2 separate regions of the Homo sapiens genome follow, and region 1 is linked to region 2. A link is a loop called in an ENCODE intact Hi-C map of the cell type or tissue named here. Cell type or tissue: sigmoid colon. All regions are shown on one strand. Each heading gives the region's core, and the rest is flanking DNA. Links, peaks and the distances in the headings are about the cores only. Region 1 overlaps SEMA6A (semaphorin 6A). Region 2 overlaps LINC00992 (long intergenic non-protein coding RNA 992).

Evidence for each region. A loop is a pair of places that touch in the nucleus more often than their neighbours do. Peaks named below come from ENCODE experiments on the same cell type or tissue, not always from the same donor. Only the 100,000 strongest peaks of a DNase experiment are listed, where the experiment ranks them.
Region 1: it touches region 2 in a loop (2.8-fold over the local background); 1 of 110 quality-filtered maps calls a loop at or near these places.

What each region holds. Positions count from the first base shown.
Region 1 is chr5:116,516,127-116,525,858 of GRCh38, reverse strand. All of the region lies in intron 1 of SEMA6A (semaphorin 6A), which reads left to right. Among named protein-coding and RNA genes, the nearest start is that of SEMA6A-AS2, 53 kb to the left of the region's middle. RefSeq lists enhancers at 1,888-2,460, 2,461-3,035, 6,757-7,956. In sigmoid colon, for the core only: no CTCF peak of the experiment used is centred there; DNase peaks (open chromatin) are centred at 4,454 and 4,931.
Region 2 is chr5:117,431,281-117,441,012 of GRCh38, reverse strand. It overlaps LINC00992 (long intergenic non-protein coding RNA 992), which reads right to left. Exons shown (of 6, transcript NR_046089.1): 2 at 3,394-3,489. Among named protein-coding and RNA genes, the nearest start is that of LINC00992, 21 kb to the right of the region's middle. In sigmoid colon, for the core only: no CTCF peak of the experiment used is centred there; no DNase peak of the experiment used is centred there.

The DNA of each region.
Region 1 (9,732 bases), core at 2,328-6,327, 910 kb after region 2:
GAATTGCTGAAAGTAAATAGAAGTAAAACGGCCCCTCCCTTTGAGGTGTTTGTAATGCAGTTGGGAAGAGAACTACAAGCCAAGTAGATAATGACTTACCACCAATGACTATAGGCTATTCCTCCTTTTTACATTGGCACGGTACTGAAAAATGTGCCCTCTTTTTCCCAAAGGAATAATTTAAGTTTCCACAAAATTTTGGTTAAACACCAAACTGCCGTTACCATCTTCTAAGAAATATAGGCAGCTCCAGTGCAAGACACAGAAGGCTGTGGGTGGGAAGTTTTGAGGACAGGGGGAAATTGGAACTACAGTAGGAAAATGTTTTTAGGAAACAAGGGATGGTATATAGGTATAGGAAACAAGTATACAAAATTCAAAATGCTGAAAGGTGAGGATACTTTGAGTTTCCAGTGAAACTCAAAGGATACAGGAGACTGAGAAGAAAATGGAAGCTTACATTAATTAAATAACTCTTCATGGGCCAGGAGCTCTTTATCCTAATAACAGCTGTACGAAGGGAAAACATCATTATCCCACTTTAGAGCACAGAAACCTGAGCCTTACACAGATTAAATAACCCAAGGCCACTCAGCCACTAATGGAAGGACTAGGGTGGAAGCCCACTAGAATATAAGCTCCATGAAAGCAGAGACCTCTTCTGTTCATGGGGAATACTCAGTGTCGGGAACATGCCTGGCACACAGTAGGTGCTGAATAAATATTTTCTTAAACAACCCAGACTTCAAAGGCCATGTTTACAAAGTGATCAGGGTTGAGTTAGTCACAGAGAAGATAAACTTTTGTCCTTGCTCCAGGAATAAAGAATTGTCTAGATAGGCAAATGGGCAGACATGCAAAATAAATATCAAACTAATGGCAAAAACAAGATAAGAAAAATGAAGAGTTCAGAGATGCCATTGTCTAGATCTTTACCTAAAATACTTGTGCTAGTAGAAAAATGGTTTCCTTGTTTCCTTGTCATTGACCCAATAGCTATAACACAGCATAGAGCATCTGATCCTAACCCCTAAAGAATAAGCTCTAAAAATTGTGTGTGTGTGTGTGTCTGTGTGTGTGTGTGTGTATACATACCCATGTAATTATACACACATTCTATAGGAGGTTAGGAACCTATGAAAATAAATGGTTATGTTGAAAGATGTCTTTAACCCTAAGTGTAGCATTTGCTAGTGGAAACTCTGTAATTACTGTAATGTTTTTGGTGGTGACTGTTCATGATTTTTTTTTTTTAAAGGTCTGACAGCTGCCCTCTTGATATTTATGTGTTTCTTGCTAGGGAACCTAAGATTCACAACCCGAGCTTGTAATGAGGAAAAGAAGACAATACAAATAACTTGAAAAGGAGTATGAACTGGATATGGTCAGAGAGACAAATCACATGTTCCATGCTGCTTTAATTGGAAAACAATTCTTTCATGGGGTTACTTTCCCTTCAGCTGAGATAATTAAGTCTGGACTGACACTGGTGACCAGCTACTGATGATAAATAGTCAGTTACTAACAATGCAGCAATCAGTAATCAAAATTTATATTTCCCAGGTTACCAGGGCACAGTTGAAGAGAAAAGTGGGTTTGATAAGGCTGGGAGATAGGCTTCCTCGTGCAGTATTCACATGGCTTCTTCTCCACAGCATCTGGGTGGGATCATTAGGTCTGCTTTATTTCAACCTTGTCATAAAAGAAAACATACCTATTGTCTGTGTTTGCATTAGAAATACTTTGCACGCCCCATGCTGGAAAAGAAGTTTCTGTATGCCTCCCTGTAATTTTTAATGGATTAAATTATATTCTGTAAGTGGGTTGGCATGAGGGTAGGTTTCAATGTCCAGTTGTTATTGGACATGAAATAAACTTAGATATTTTTAAAGCCACTCCATGCAGCTGGCACAAGTAAAGGTTTTTGAATCATGGCTAATTATCCCTGGCTGTGGCTGAAGGCATTGAAATGAAAGGGATTAGGATTGTAATATGGATGCCATTTGTATTTGTATCAGCGGCTCCGATATTTGTCTACTCACTAGAATCACCTGGGGTTCTACTAAAATTTTTCACAGCCCAGGTCACACCCAAGCCACTTAAGTCAAAATCTCTGGGTATGGAACACAGACATCTTTAATTTTTGAAGCTCTCTAGGTGATTCCAATGTGCAGGCAAGTTTGGAAAGCACTGGTCTATACTCAGTTTTATGCATATTTTTGCATAAAAATATGAAACTGCTGTCTAGGCCGGGTGCAGTGGCTCATGCATGTAATCCCAACACTTTGGGAGACTGAGGCGGGTGGATCACTTGAGCCCAGGAGTTCGAGACCGGCCTCGGCAACATGATGAAATCCCGTCTCTACAAAAAATACAAAAATTAGCTGGGCATGGTGGCGCGTGCCTGTAGTCTCAGACTCGGGAGGCTGAGGCAGGAGAATCGCTTGAACCCGAGAGGTGGAGGTTGCAGTGAGCAGAGATTGCATCACTGCACTTCAGCCTGGGCAGCAGAGCAAGACCCTGTCTCAAAAAGAAAAGAAACTGCTGTCTCCCACCCCAGTAAGACCTTAAACCCCAAGAGAAAAAGCATAATGTGACCCACCCGGTGAGAAAAGCAACCTCAAAGTGGTCAAAATAGACTCAGCTCTGAGGAGAAGGAGAACCAAAAAAGGAGGAAACATGCCTTTGCTCCTTTCTTAGTGCTTAGCTCAGTGTTAGTTGAATAAATGAATAAAAAGAGAAAAGAGGAGGTGGTCATGTGCAGCTCAGTTCCCAGAAAGGGTACTGGGATGGGATGGAGGAAACTCATTGACCACATCCTTGCACAGTGGGCACCTCTCCACACTGCCCTCCTCGCTCTCCTGATGAATTCTTTCTTTTCTCTCTAGTTTAGTCAATCTCCTGTCTTCTCTGGGAGCAGTCATTCTGAGATGGTCGAAGATGACTGTCTCAGGGGAGGACACTCATTCAGCTTTTAAAATGTCAGGTGTCCTTTGGGGATGCTTCAAAAGCAGCATTTGGGCTTCCTTTGCCATAGGAAATGAACAGGAAGAAAGGCCAGTGAAGACAGAGAACAAGGGGGCAGGTGCCTGCCCAGAAATCAACGTGCAGATAGAGAAGGGAGAAAAAAAAAAGTTCCCATCTGCAGTACTGGAATCCCACTTATGGAGCATAAAATAAAAAATATGAAGGTTATTTGCTTTGAGCTCATCTGATTCTTTGTGTTAGACTGCACTGTGGCCTGCCTTTCTGAGTTTGCTACATTTTTATTTGAAAGCTAATAAATTAGCCATTCATATGGCACGCAGGCGGGTTTATAGTGCTGTGTAAACCACCAGCCACCATATACATCCATCTGCATCACAGATCGACTAGAATTATCACTACTGACACCACAATGCCTATAAATTCCCTCACCCGCATCCTGTATTCCAGAATATTTCTATTGGCTGACCATACTGCGAAGAGACGGGATCCTGGGAAAAATCCTTTTTTCTTTCTAGTTTAGTGGGAACTGGCAGGTTATCAGTAGGTCTAAGCTCTAGGTTTGCCTCTAGAGACAAAGAGTTTAAAAAATAGTAACTAGTTTTATTTTGTTCTAAAAAAACACATGCACAAGAAAAATATTGTCAATAAAACATAAAAATGTACAACATAAAAAGTGAGTTTCTTACCCAAATCTGACCTCCTACACCTCCTCCCTCAGAGACACTGTTACTAGTTGCTTATATATGAGAACTGCAATATTCACGACACTTTAAAAAATCAGTCAATCTTGGCTTGTATTTCAAGTTTCATTAACAAAAAACAGCCCCCTTTACAATCACTGGGGTACTGAATGCACTGATATTTAAAAATACCCAAAGCTATTTGGATCAAAATCAACAAATATTTAATAAGTACCTTCAATGTGCACAATGTTGCCTAAACAAGCCATTTCTAATGAGGATTTTACACATATATGTTTCATACTTTTTTTCTGGTGTATAACAACTAATCTAAAATTATGTTAGTGAAAGGGTAGTCAGTCTTTGTTTTAAATGTTTTTCTCAGAAACAAAAATGATCTCTTTCTCTCCCTCACCCCTCTAACTTCTCAGCCTTTCACACATTCTCTCATTTGAGTTCTGTTTTACGCCGAGACATCTGGGTAGGTGGTATGTTCTGGCCAGAGTACTCTCTCTCATACCTTCCCCAGATGGATTGGCTCAAGGATCTAATATTCCCCAAAGAAATAAAACATCCCCCAACTGGCCATTGAAGAAGAGCTGCAGTGCTTTCTATTCTAAACACACATGTGTTGAAGGATGAGAGACGGTCATGACAGAGCCAGTGTCCCCACCCATGACTTGTCTGCAGAGGGGGAGACTTCCAGTCTGTAGCCCACTGCAGGATACTAGGCTGACTGCACAGCCCCGTTACCCCTCAAACTCCAGCCAGCTACATCTGTATGTCTTCTCTCCAGCTGGCTGGCCCAGCTGTTCTGGTGTCAAAGAAAGTTATGAGTCACTGGGAAGGGCTTTGAGACAAGAGTAGAGTTAAACCATCTCCTGGGGTCTGTGTGTCATTGGCAATCGAGCCTTAGTAACAAGCCAGTGCTTGACAGTCCCAGGAAGGCCACACAACCAGAGCTTCACTTTGTATTCCACAATCCACACCTCTGGGCTTTGTAGTGAAAAAGAGGTAGAGCTGTATAGATGCTGGATGTCTCCATCCCTAGAGACTTTCTGTCATTGGCCATGATGTTCATTAGGTTCTTGCCATCTGTCTCCTTGCAAATGCTTTTTGGCTGTAGATCTATATCCTATACAATCTGGTCAAACTGGGAGACAATGAATGAGGATTGGCCAAAGCCTGAGGACTTTCTTTTGGTCTTTTGATTCCAGGGACATTATTACAACAGAGCCCTAGGAGCAGCTGCCAGCAAGAGTTTGAGTCCACAGCAGGATCCTTCTGGACCATCTGTGGCTTCCTGCTCTGAACAGTACTTCCTCACTACGTGGGAGGAAAGACTTGTCAGAGGATCCAAGAACCATAGGCAGTCAGGTTCTCCATGGGGACCCTAAATGTTGTCTGGTCTAGCCCTGCATCCTGCGTCTAAATTCCTGGAGAATATTCCTTCTGTCCTAGCACTCATCTGGCCTCCCCATCCCCTTAGGTAGGCTAGTCCATGTGTGTGTTACAGGGGCTGCTAGAAAGTTCCTCCCTATTTTGAGCAGAAATCATCTTTATAGTTTCTACCCATTGATCTTAGGTCTACCCTCACAACTGTCCTCTAGGTTTCTCTTCAGATATCTGAAAAATGCCAGTCTCTGCCCCTTGCATCTCCCCTTTTCCTTGTTTTAGTACTGATTTTTCAGAAATTGTCCTGATACTCTTTTTTTAGAGCTTCATTCACTATTTAATGAATATTTGTTAAGAGTTTACTGTACATTAGACTTTGTTCTTGAATGGGAGGGATACAGTGATTAATAAGACCAATTTACCCACATAGAGCTTACATTCTAGTGGAGGGGAGGAACAGACAAAAGCAAGTGAAAATCTCAATTAGGAACAAATCCATTGCAGAAATGTAGAATAAAGTGATGAAAAAAAAAAAAAAAAGCATCAGGCTGCTTTGGGGGCTCAGGGAAGGCCTGTCTGAGGAAGTGACATTTTATGATCTTGGAAGAAAGATCATTCCAAGGTGAGAGAGCAGAAAGTCCATGAGGCAGGAATGAGAGCTTGTGCATTTGAGGAAAGCAAGGCACAGGGGCTGGAACAGAGTGGGAATGGAACATGATGGGGTCAACCAGTTGGGTGGTGCCTTTTGTGCCCAGAATAGAGGGTTTAATTTTGTTGTTAATACATTAAGAAGCCACTGGAAGGCTTTATGGAAGGGAGGACATAACATGATCTATGTTTCTAAAAGACCATTGATTGCTGTGTGGAGATTAAACTGAAGGAGGGCCAAGTGGAAGTAGAAAGACTAAGTAGATAGCAATTGTCATGAGGCAGGAGCTGAGGTTAGGTTAGATTAAGAGGATTGTAGGTAGAACATAGGGAAGTGGGCAGATTTGGCATGTACTTTGGAAATAGAATCCATACTTGGATATTACGTCTCTTGGTCCTCTTAACTCACAGTGTTTTATGTAAGTCTGTATTATATGTATAATGTATGTGTGTGCGTGTGTGTGTGTGTGTGTGTGTGTGTGTACACACAGCATCGTTATAGCCACTTATGTATAGTCTGCAGTGGTCTGGAGACTTCCCAAGGGCAGAACCCATGGGTGAGCCCATGACCCCAATATCCGCACTGTTCCCGCACAGTGCCTTGCCTGCACATATTAGAAACTCAGCCATTTCTAAAGTGACTGAATTCGATGAGTGAATGAATGAGTACAGGAAAATTACTAACAAAAGCTGTTTCTGGGTTTAATTGAACAGTCAAAGGAACATCCTTTCAATGCCTACACACTTGTACGATATTTTCTCACATCTCATGTTCTTGCTTGTACCTCCCAAAACACTAAAAAAGTACCCTGTGGTGTACAAAAGCAGTGTTCCTTTGGAATAGAATTACTTTCAAAAAATTGGAAAAATTATTGATAATGACTCCTCAAATGTACCTTTTGTGTGAGAATGGAGGAGGTGCCCTTAGCTCCCTTACTTCCAAATAGTGGAGCAGTGTTCCAGCTTGGGGAATCTTGCAAGACTGGAGCTCAACACAGCACTTTGCTCTCTTCTCATTGAGGATTCTGGACGACACTCAACCTTTCTTTCATGTCTTAGTGCTGCTGGAAAGAGCTGATTAAATAGATATGTGAAGAACACATCTGCCTATTCTTGCATAACATTTTAGAATGACTTTTTTTTTTTTAACTCTTAGGAGAGATAAAGACTATGTTAACCCAGTAGGAAAATACCGTGTTTGAGAAAAAAGTCATTCTGCCTTAGTCTTTTAGTTATTCAAAGTGAACGTGGGGAATCTCCTCTTTGAAAGACGTTCATGTGTTGTTACTCTCCATGTGTTCCATAGGTGTGTATTTTCCTTCTCATTGCTCAGAACTTGAAATCCTTACTAGTGAAAGCCTGGATGATGCAGGTTGACCTCTCTGCTTCCCAGTAACCAGGGCTAAGTAGCTTCTAGAGACGTTTATCCATTTTCTGTGCCTCCATTTCCTCCCAAAGAAAGGCAAGCACACACGTGCAGGGATCCTTGTGCTATGCTAGAGTGACACGCCTAGGCATGCCTGCAGGGCTGGGTGTGTGTCTCACACTCACTTTCTCTCTGATTTATCACCTCTCTTTTGTCTGACCCTCAGCACTTTAGTTTGGTTTCTTCTTGTCACACTCAAACTTATTGGATAATTTCACTTTTCCTCCTTATTCTGGTCTGGCAGAGATGGTAATTAAAGTGATTGCTGTGCTATTAATTATGGGAATGGTGATTTTTAAATTTGATTTAGGGGTTAATTGGTGATATTCATGTGCTGTCTTCCCTCCTGATAATTGGATTGCAGTAATTAACCTTGTATCCAAGTTATCTGATATTAACCATTTGCCTCCATTTTATTTCAGACTTAAAATTGATTACGTTGTTGTCTGACGCCCAGTGTCCACTTTGGGAGAAAGAAAGGTGAGGGACAGCCAGTGGAGGGCACCTCAGAGAGGAATAGGAGAGTCTGTCTTCCTTCTCTACCACCCCTACCTGTTGTCCAAGATAACAGTTGTCCTCCCCAAATATTCCAGAAATCCAAATTCTTAATTTTAGTAACTAGTTCCTAAACTTCTGGGGTTATTCATCAAAAGAAAATTACAGATATTTGAAAATTAAAGGCAGGTACCTGTAACAAAGCAGAGGGCAGATACTGCCAGTTGACAATTGCTTCTGATGCCAGGGATTGGAAAATGCCGTGACCAGGCATATTCCATTGGGGAGAAAATGATTACAGGCTCTGACATCATGGAATCTCCTTTGGAGACACCATCACCAAGTGCACAAAAAGCCTGTGAAGTCTGTCCATTTTCTACAGAGAGAGGAAGGAGTGCTGACTCCCTTGTAGTTGGCCATCAGATGGGAAGAAATGCAGCTCACTCAGGTGGAGGGGTTGCTGAGCCTGGGGAGGCAGTCACTTCTGCTGCTTCTGGATGATATCACTTACTTAGGAGAGGCTTTGGGACCTTGCTACCAAGATTACATCTGCTCTGGGAACATCACTTATTTTGTGGAAGTCTGTTCTTGTCGGTCCTTTGTCTGGAGAGGGGCCTGGAAAACTGTCATTATAAGCCCAGAACATAGGAAATGAAAAATAAGTAACTCAGTCAGCAATTCCTCATCTCTGAATTATTCTTGCAAGTATGATACGACATACACTTTTAAAAATATGTGAAATCAGATTACTTTTTTTTTTAAATTCTGTGAGAATTTCACAACACACTGTGGAATAATTAAGAGACGTTCTCATTTTAGCAAAACCAGTGTTGGGAATTTACTCTCAAGGATTTCCTTTCTCCATCACTTTATATCCTGTTTTTAATCTCTTTAGGAACGAAGGCATGTAGTGTCCCAATCTTTTTTTTTTTTGAAATTTTTTAGATTTTGGAAAAGTAACATGGGAAACATACACCAGTGGAGTCTGGAGCAATTTTTAATAATCATACCTGTTCATAATTTGCAGCAAAATGCATAAATATTCATCCTAAGAGGGATAAATAAGGACTACAAATGGTCTCATGCCAACTCAAGCTTGTCACACAATGAGTAGAAAAAACATTTTGGTTTTCAGGGTTTGTTTTTGTTTTGTTTGTAATTGCAGATAAGAAATTGTGTACCTATACTCCTGAAATGAACTTGGCCTCATCCAGATCTAGAGAAACAGGGGATAGCAAATCGTATTTTTCTTTAAACTTAAGGAGCCTCAGGGCAGACTTCAAAAACAATGAACACCAAAATGATTCCTCCAGATGCTGCCAAAGAACAGGACTGTTCTGTTTGTGCGGTGACCCTGAAGTCACCTGTTTAAGGAGTCAAGTCATCAAGTGGTAGAGACATTCAAACAAACCTATAATTTCGTAGAATTTATTTTCATTCGCTCTAAGGAAGCATATTTTCAGGATGTTTGGGGATAATTATTAATTCCAAAGATAAGATTTCACATTAAAAGCAAATGAACATTTTATGCGGTGGTATCCTAGAGTTGACTCTGGTTTGGGAAGAGGCACCTAGTGAATCGTCTTCTCTCCACCACAATTCAAACTGATAAACTGCCTTTGGAAAACACCTACGTTATTTTGCTAAGTAAATCAAGCCAGGCTAATGAGTCACTTTTTACATAAAAGTAAATGAGCAAAGCCAATAAAGATATTAGTAATTTTCAGAAAAAAAAACCTGAAATATCTATCAAATTTAATAATAGGTTAAAATGTGTGGGTTTGCAGTTTTCACTGAGCTCACTGAGACATAAAGCAGGCTTTTTTCGGATAAACGAAATGAATTTCCCCAAAAATGTGGGAAAATTATAGAAATTCAAGATATAATTCTTCCATATCATGTCTGTTCTCGATGTGTCTGGACATACACAGATGAACAGAAAATGTACTGTGTATATAGATACTTTACTGATGATAAGCACCAGTCAGCATCAATATCATGCTTGGTTATGGAGCAGATCCTGAAATGATATTATGCCTCTTTTTGTATAATCAGAAGCTTGTAATCAAATAGAAACTCTATTTTTGGCTTTCAGGGTTC
Region 2 (9,732 bases), core at 3,910-7,909:
GAATGAAGTCCTATTAGTACTTTTCCAACAAGAACTTGCCTTCTCCTCTTAATGTGGACACATGAGGAAAAGCATTTACTTAATGTTTTTTAATTCACTGTACTATCAATGAAGCAAAAACCTCTTTTTATAGCACCAGAGATATCTTATTAACAGAAGTTATAATCTAACTCTTATTAACATTCCCACAACATTATATCCAGCAGATAAAACTTTCAGGCTCTTCTTTTTTAATATTTGCATAGTCCCCAAAGAGATTCATCAATTTCATTTATCCAAAGTAACAGGTACAGTTATTTGTATAAGTCAAACATAAATTTGTAAGCAGACTCCCCAACACATTCACACATAAGCTGATTATGTTCTTTAGTTTGCTAATGAATTTTGTCATTCACTCAGTAGATGTCAAGTAGCCATAAAGTTGATATCATGCATGTGGGCTTTGGTTTCTGGAAATAAGGGAGTTAAGCTAGCTACTTTGAAAGGTCTTTTGGCTACAATACGGCTACAATCTGGATAAAACGTATTTTGAAAGACATTGAGGTCAAGGTTAATAACAAATACGGAAAATCTCCAAAGAGTAAAAATTAAGCCCAAAGCACCACCACCACCACAACAAAACGATGAACTTTAATGAGAGAAAGTAGCTGTGAATGGTACATAATTGCCCTGGGAAATAATACCACTAGTGATGCTGCAATTCGAGCCAAGGCCTTGGGAATACCAGTGAAAGAGCTGGACCTAATACCAGTGGATTAAGATTGAAACACTGAGGAGGTTAAAGTAGCTTCAGATTAATAGCAGGTTCTGGGATCCAGCAGGAACAAATAAAATTCTCTTTGGAGGTTAACATCATTGAGTCAGACCCAGTTTTTTACAAACTAACTTCAACCAAGTATAGCTAATATATTTTAATCATAAAAACAGACCTAGCTGGGCGCGGTGGCTCATGCCTGTAATCCCAGCACTTTCCGAGGCCAAGGCTGGCAGATCACGAGGTCAGGAGATAGAGACCATCCTGGCTAACACAGTGAAAACCCATCTCTACTAAAAATACAAAATCAAAAATTAGCCGGTCGTGGTGGCGGGCGCCTGTAGTCCCAGCTACTTCGGAAGCTGAGGCAGGAGAAGGGCCTGAGCCCGGGAGGTGGAGCTTGTAGTGAGCCCAGATCACGCCACTGCTCTCCAGCCTGGGCGGCTGAGCGAGACTCCGTCTCAATAACAAACAAACAAACAAACAAACCTAGAAAACACAATATAACATGAGGTAGAGTAAGCAGAAACTAAAAAGGCAACAACTTTAGGCCTCTCAAAGACTTCAGATAATATAACTATCAGAAAAAATATAAAATAATGTAATATATTCAAGAGAAAAAGAAGAAAGTTTTTTTTTAAGTGAACAATGGAAAATAAACTATTACAATTACAAAACTTATCTGGAAAAGAATAAATGAAATTCTAGAACAACAATTTACAATTTACAATTAATTTGTAGGTAAGAAAGCAGCCAAAGGTTATAAAAGAATTGGAAGACAGATGTGGAGCAAGTACTCACGGCATAGTTTAGAGATAAAAGAAAATGGGAAATATGAAAGAATGTTAAAAGAACTAAGGGATAAACTAGAAGGTCTGCTTTCTACTTGTAATCTCAAGAGGGAATAGAAAAATTCAGTGTGGCTAATGGTTTGCATGCAAAGAAGAAAACTTTATGAAAAGATATTTACAACCTGGGCAACAAAGTTAAGACCCCATATATATAAAAAATAAAAATTAAAAAAATAGCCAAGCATATTGGCATGTGCCTGTAGTTCCAGCTACTCAAGAAGCTGAGGTGGGAGGATAGCTTGAGCACAGGAGTTTGGGGCTGCAGTGAATTATGATCATAACACTGCACTCCAGATTGAGCAGCAGAGCAAGACTCTGTCTCTAGAAGAAGAAAAAAAAAGAGAAAGATTTAAAAGGCTTAAATAAATGGAATGATATACCACATTCATAGACTAAAAGACTCCTTATTGTAAATATCTACCAAGCTGTTGTTTAAAATTTATATCGTGGTATAAATCACAGTAAAATGTTTGAACAATATTTTAGAGGAAATTTTGCATATGTATACCAGGAAAGACATAATGTTCGTAACAGTATTGTTCATAGAATTGAAAAAAACAGAAATGATGCATTGACTAGAATGTGGGTAAAGAAATTTTGCAATAATCACGGTGGTATATTATGAAAGAATGAGAAGAATAAATTGCAACTACATAAAACGACACGGATAAATGTGAGAAATATAATGAGGGAGAAATGCAATTCATAGTGGAAGACATAATTTTGATAATTCATAATGCTCAAAACCAAGAAAGCTAAGCAACATATTGTTTAACACTTAAATATATAGTAGTACTATTTAAAAAACTACAACAAACAAATGATAAGCACAAAATTAAGAGTAGTTTTTGTTCTGGTAGGGAAGTTAGAAATTAAATATGGGAAGAACAGATAATAGGTATTAATATTACTAGTATTTTAATAGTTTATAAGTTTGATAGTGAGGTCATAGTTAATATTTTAATTAACTTTTAAATTTACTTAAATGTTAGATGTATTGCTTAATATCTATCAAATATTATATAAAAAATATATCTTGCAATTTATACATAGCTCTAAGATTGCTTACTCAAACCTTATTTTTATTTTATGCAAAATTTCAAAAATGTATTTATCCGTAGTCCTAGGCCACAAAAATCAGAAGCAGCACATTGAAAGTTAGAAGAAAAAGTTTGGAAGTGGTGGATATAAACTGATATATATATATATACAGAGAATAGGTAATTTAAAAATCTATAAAAATTGGGCTCAAGAACCTTGAAAAATTATTGCCATTAGACATAGAAGTTACTTAATGTAGTAAGAAATAGGATAGCCCATTACCAGGTTTTAGAGCCATTGTGGAGTGTAATAATAGACTTTCCTTTGACAATCATGAGGCAACATACTCTCGAGCCTCTGTTAAGCTGCCAAAGCAGTATCCAGCACAATTCAGAAGAAATCCTAACTCAAGTTGTTCAAATAATTGTTGAGTATTCAGTGTCTGAGGGTGATGCCCCTTTTAGTCTACACAATCCTTTGTTAGAATAATCTTTCCTGCTTCACATTAAGGTCCCCTGCCTGGTTTCTAAAGGCATTTGAATTTTTAAAACCACACATTAGCAACCTTTACAAGGTTTGGTTTCAAGCTGTTGACCCTACTTTGTTGGCAAGAGCAAATAAAAGAAAACTCTCTGGGAAGTAGGATTTTCCAGGTGGATAGAGAGGATCTTACTCCATTTCTGTGTTGCTATAAAGGAATACCTGAGGCTGGGTAATTTATAAAGAAAAGGTATTTATTTGACTCACCATTCTGCAGGCTGTACGAGAAGCAAAGTGCCAGCATCTGCCTCTGATGAGGGCCTATGGCTGGTTCCACTCATGTCAGAAGGAAAAGGAAGCATCCTGGGTAGAGATCAAATAGTGAGAGAGGAAGGAAGAGATGGAGGGGGGATGTTCCAGGCTCTTTTAACCACCAGCTCTCTTGGGAACAAACAGAGTGAGAACTCACTCATTATTTGGAGAATGGCTCTAAGCCATTCAAGAGGAATCCTCTCTCATGACCCAAACACTTCCTGTTAGGCCCCACCTCCAACACTGGGGATCAAATTTTGATATGAGATTTGGAGGGGTCAAACACACCAAACTATAGCATAGGGAGAAAGGAGGGTATCCAAGGGAAAGAAAAAATAGTGTGAGTAAAAGCAAAGTTGTCATTTCTCATTCTTGATCCCTCAAGGTCCAAAGTGCTTATCATTTATTTGAGATACTGTCTGTCTGTTTCTCTTATAGCATCACATGAAACCTAGTACCCAGTCGTCTGGAAAAATGAACAAGTAGCTGAAGTATCTGTGGTATATTTTCCTCCCTTTTGGCACTATTCCTAGTTGCTGATCTTGCATTTTCCCTACCCCATCCTCTGCATCCTAAAACTTACCAAGTTTATTCTACACAAATCATCTGGAGCGGGGGGAGGTGAGGGGGGGCGTGGGGTGGGGGGCAACAAAATCAAATTTTTCCGTCCCTGAATTCCTTCACTATGCCAACTCAAAATTAAGTAATTCAACAATTAATGGTGACCAGTAAAATACATCCCTGTACCTTCCGTGCAATTAAACTCAGCTAGTAGTAAAAGGAGAGTAATTAAATTATTCAACTAAAGTCAACCACTCCGAGGAGGGAATGACCCATTTATCATAGAGCAATTCTCTCAAGGGGTTTCCACAACACTTTTGGTGGAGTATTTGGGAGAGATGTTTTTGAGTGCCCTTTTCGGCAACAATAGACAAAATTATAAAGTGTATCATTTTTAAAAATCTATTAATCTTGTATCACTTTTATATATGCTATAAATTATGTAAGAGTTATAAACAGTAGTTATAAGATGGCATATAATACACAATGTGCACACAAATTTAATATTTTCATGGAATAAAAATGTCTTAATGATTATGAGTCAGTAGATTATAGTCTCAGTTCATGTTTTGCCATTAGGTAGATGAGTGACCTCAGTTAATGAACTTGCTTGGCCTGGACTTCCTATTTGCTGCTCTTGTTTTCCATCAGAAACGCAGCACAATATTGTTTAAGGGGTAGACAAATACCAGAATTTGACTCTCTCTTCTACCAATAAGTTTATTTAATTAATGGTGAAGTCTCAGTTTCATCATTCCTACAATAGAAGTAATGTTAATAGTATCAAACTTAAATGATTCTTGAGATGGCTGAACTGACACCTGCAAAACGCTTAACATGATATCTACTTACGACATGGTAAGCACTCAAGAGAATTGTTTCTTTTTTAACTGAGAAGACATAAATAAATATGTACAATGAAAGACTTGTATATTTTTTAATCTCTGATTTTTTTTGTTTATTCTGTAATTATAATCTTGATTTTCCCTATTTTTCAAAATAGTTACATCTAATCGAAGTCACTCATATAAAATAGTTAATTGGATAAATGTCTTATGCAGCTGAAAACATGACACCAAAGTTAGTAAGATTTTAATTCTCATATTTTAAAATAAATATGTCTCTAGTACAAATCCCTTCAGATCTAGGCTGGTTTATTTTGAGCTAACTTACATCTCTAATGACTAGGATAAAATGCCTGTTATAAGATGGGAAGTATGAGTCTTCTTCCTAAAAATGCTTGAGTGATTAGAGCATAGAACTATGATACATAAGTGACAGCTTTAACATTTATTCAGTGGATGTTGCCTACTTGGGTCTTGAAAGAGTTTCTAGAATTTTGATGCTATGAAGAAACAATTGAAGTAATTTTACATAATTGATAATTTAACAAACATCCTTTTAGACCATAGGGGCTGCTTTATGTGGAAATGCTTAGCTTTCTTTTATATTTTCTAAGAGTTTTGTATAAATGTTACTTTGTTACAAGCGTGTATTTGGTTACTAAGAGAAATGATAACGCTCCTTATTTGCCCTGGGAAAAGGAACTGAGCCAAAAGTGTACTTCTGAAAAGGAAAGTTTTCTGCCAGCCATTAGAAATGTTCTACAAAGATTCCAAAGTTTCTGTAGTGACAGGATGATGTTCAGCAGGAACATTCTCTTGTTTGGGTTTGGAGAATGTAGTCAGGGATAATTCAGAGCAACTAAAATTATAGATGGATAAGAACCTTGGAAGGTGAAAACATATCTCATTCATTATATAAACAAAAGTGAAGGGTGTTGAGGTAAATGGGCTAGAATTTGTTGCAACCAAAATCTTCATAACTTTGCTAAAAAATCCAGTTCCTTCATGCAAATGTGTCTATCTACAGCTCCCCCTGCTCCTTTGGACTCTTTAACATTGACAAAATTTACATCCATACAATGGAATCAAAATAGGGTTCTGCACATTCTCTGAACACTGCTCAACATAATCCCATTTGGTTTGTGGATAGTCCATAAAGAAGTCAATATGTTTCTGTAATTTATAGAGATGTCAGCTCCACGAACTTTGTTGGAGCCTTGAGAGACAAGCTACATCTTTTTACTCTTTTAAAAGATGCATTGACCTCATGCAGGGAACACTTAAAGGAGTTTTTGTGTGTGATCAATACATTTCTATATTTATAAGCCTAATCAGAGCCTATCTGCTTTTCTGCTCAAGTACTGCTCAAAGAGAGAGTCACATAATCAAAATTACAAACTTTATTGCATTGATTTTTTTGTTCTACTTGTTACTCAGACCACAAAAATAATTAAATATTTTCTTTGTAATAACTACAGCCTGACACAAAATCATTTCTTTTGGAAATATTCCCCTAATGTCAAGACTATGGCATCTTTTACTCCCAGTCCTGCCATTTCTCATTCTAATTATTAGACTTTAACAGGTCCAAGACTTGTTTTAAATGCTCTAGTCTCAAAATTTAACAGCTGTCCCCCAGGCCATATATAGAAAGCCAGTCAGCTGCCTTGAACTGACCTCAGTGGCACAGTCACACAGAGCCAGATCTCCACTGTAGAGACTCCAGCCTCACATTATAAATACTGCAGTGTCATCTATAAATATGTGCATTTCACCACATTTCAGCTGCTTTTGTTTTGCTGAGGCAAGTGCCTGCTACCTTTATTCATGTAGCAGCAAGCAGCTTTCAGACTTAAACCATATTTATTTCATTTAAAGGTGGGGATAACAGAGCTAGTGAATGTTTAACTGACTCCATCAAAGTGTGGGAAGAGGGTTCAAGAAATTAAAATAAAGAGAACCAGCTTGGAGGAAATATATATAAAATAAAGAGAAATTGCATCTCACAATGAAGGCAGGCTGTATTTTAATTTGCTAATGTGGGAAGAAAATACACCTTTCTGCATTATATGGCTAACCATTTCACTTCCCACTGACTCATGCACATTTATTACATGGTTTGTAGAGGAGTACATGGGTGTATAAGCAGCTCATTTCTGCCTGCCACATCCAAGCCACTGTGTCTGCTGCCAGGTATTTTCTTCATTGTAGCAGCTTTTCCATTTAGGGGAATGAACAGGAGCTGAAGGCACTTAAATGCTTAGCATTTTCACTTTGCATTTGAATATACTCAGATTAATTTAGGCCATATTGTCTCAACAATAAACGTGCCCTTTTTGAGTTTTAGGCTTTCTCAGTTATGGGATTTCTGAATCACAGCCTGCAGTTTTAGCTAGCTCTCTTCAACTCTCCAAAGGCTAAAATCAGTCACCATTCCTTTACTCATGATCGAATCACCAGTCTGTAGAAAATCAACAGTAGATGTTGAAAATCATTATATCAGTTCTTATTTTTAATAGAAAAAATGAGTCATAAATGCATTATAACTTTACTTAAGCATCTTTGTCATTTTAGTGGAGACATATAAAACAGTAGTTTTTTCTACCTCAAAATTTGCAAAGATTTTCTGTGTATCTTTCCAAGTCAGCATTGACTGTATCTTATATTACACCAACATGTAAAATGCACATAAAATGTACTTGCTATTGTAAGTAAACTTATGAAGGGTGACCAAACTTATAAGCTAAAAACTAACTGTAAGGTTTCCAGATGTCAAAAAGTATCTTATTTGTTTTTCCTTAAAGATGTTTGTGGTTTGTGCTAAAATGTTCCAAAAATTCAGTCTTTGAGGACCAAGAAGAGTAAAACAAAATTAATTCAGGTAAGAGCACACTACAACAGTGAGTTTCCAGGAAATTTAGCTGAAACTGTGATCATAAAGACATGCCTAAATATAGCTAGCATAGACTTTGAAGGTTAATATAAAAACATTATTTTCTAAAAATAAGGAAAATATAATTTCAAAAAACTCTTTTTGTACAAAGCATTGCATTCAAACTATGGCATTGTTCGGACATGCATTTTAACAAAGAATGTGGTAACCTCTGAGATAACCAAAAGTCTGAATGGTCACTTAGGCCAAAATACATATTTATAATTTTTACTACTTTATCTTTAGTATCTACAACACTTGATAGGATTATATTAAGACAACTCCAGTATCTCCTAAGACAGTTCATTTCATACTGAGTTAGCTTTCACTGTGCAATATAATAACAATCTGGAATTTATCTTGGTAGTACAGTTATTGGTCTTAGGTGCCCATAGATTCTTTGTAGTCAAGTTTACCCCCCGTCATGTGAACAGACATAATATTTGCCCCAGCTTTGCATGTCCCTTAGGTTTTAAGAGAATTTTTTGCACTCAGAGAAATAGATCTGGGATTGGTATATAGAGTAGCAGAAGTTTAAGTTCTATGAATTAATGAGTTCTCAAAGATAGAGAATTGAATGAGAATGAAAAATATCATATTGTCACACTGTAGAATGTTATGTGGGGTATAACTAAATATCTTAGCATCATTTAACCATCCTGCATATAATACATTTTTACCTTAAGAATCCCAGGCCAGGCGCGGTGGCTCATGCCTGTAATCCCAGCACTTTGGGAGGCCCAGGCAGGTGGATCACTTGAGGTCATGGGCTCAAGACCAGCCTGGCCAACATGGCGAAACCCCATCTCTATCAAAAATACAAAAATTAGCCAGGCATGGTGGTGCAGGCCTGTAGTCCCAGCTACCTGGAAGGCTGAGGCAGGAGACTTACTTGAACTCTGGGGGCAGAGGTTGCAGTGAGCCGAAATCACGCCACTGAACTCCAGCCTGGGTGACAGAGCCAGAATCCATCTCAAAAAAAAAAAAAAAAAAAAAAAAAAAAAATCCCAAATATCTTTACTAGGCAAATTGTTTACATGCTTTTTCAACTTTTAGTGCCATTATAACTTGGTGTGTCTACTGCTGAAATGTATAGATATATCCAGAAATAAAGCATGTCCCATGTCCACAGCTCTCTTTCAATTCCAGTATGTAATTAATGGTTATATTTCACTTAATCGTATCACTTTTTTTTATTTGGCCTCTCCTATATTAGAAGGTGCTACTTTAAGCTGCTATAACATGAGAACAAGAACTAGAGCAGCTGACATACAATCAAAGTACATTAAGTCCTCACTAAACATCAATACGTTCTTGGAAGCTGTGACTGTAAGCAAAACCATATATAACAAAACCAATTTTACCATAAGCTAGTTGATACAAACAAGGGTCAAATTCCAATGGCATATTTCTGGACACAATGCATCATTGAACTTCTAAGAAAAAAAAAAAGACCAAAACACTTCTAATCTTAAACATTAAAATAAATATGAGCTATTCATATTTTTGAGAAAGAGTAATAAGTAAGATAATTATTTACCCAATTATTCCAGTTAAGGGTCATGGGTGACTAGATCCTATCCTAGAAGCTCAGGTGCAAGGTGGGGACCTTGACCATCTGGGACAGGATGCTATACCTTCACAGGGTGCACTCACATACCCACACACATTCAGTCACACTGCGACAATTGAGACACACCAATTCACCCTAATGTGCACATCTTTGGAGTGTGGAAGAAAACCAGAGTACCTAGAGAAAACCCACACAGACATGGGGAGAATGAGCAAACTCCACAGAGAGAGTTGGCCCAGGCAGGATTCTTTTTATTTGTTTTCTTACCAACATAATGACGAAGGAACTTTGAATGAAACGATGTTATTGGAAGACCTGCAGTGGCTCTCTGTTTTACATTAACCATCTGGCCAGTCCAGGCTGAAAGGACAGCTCTGCTTCAT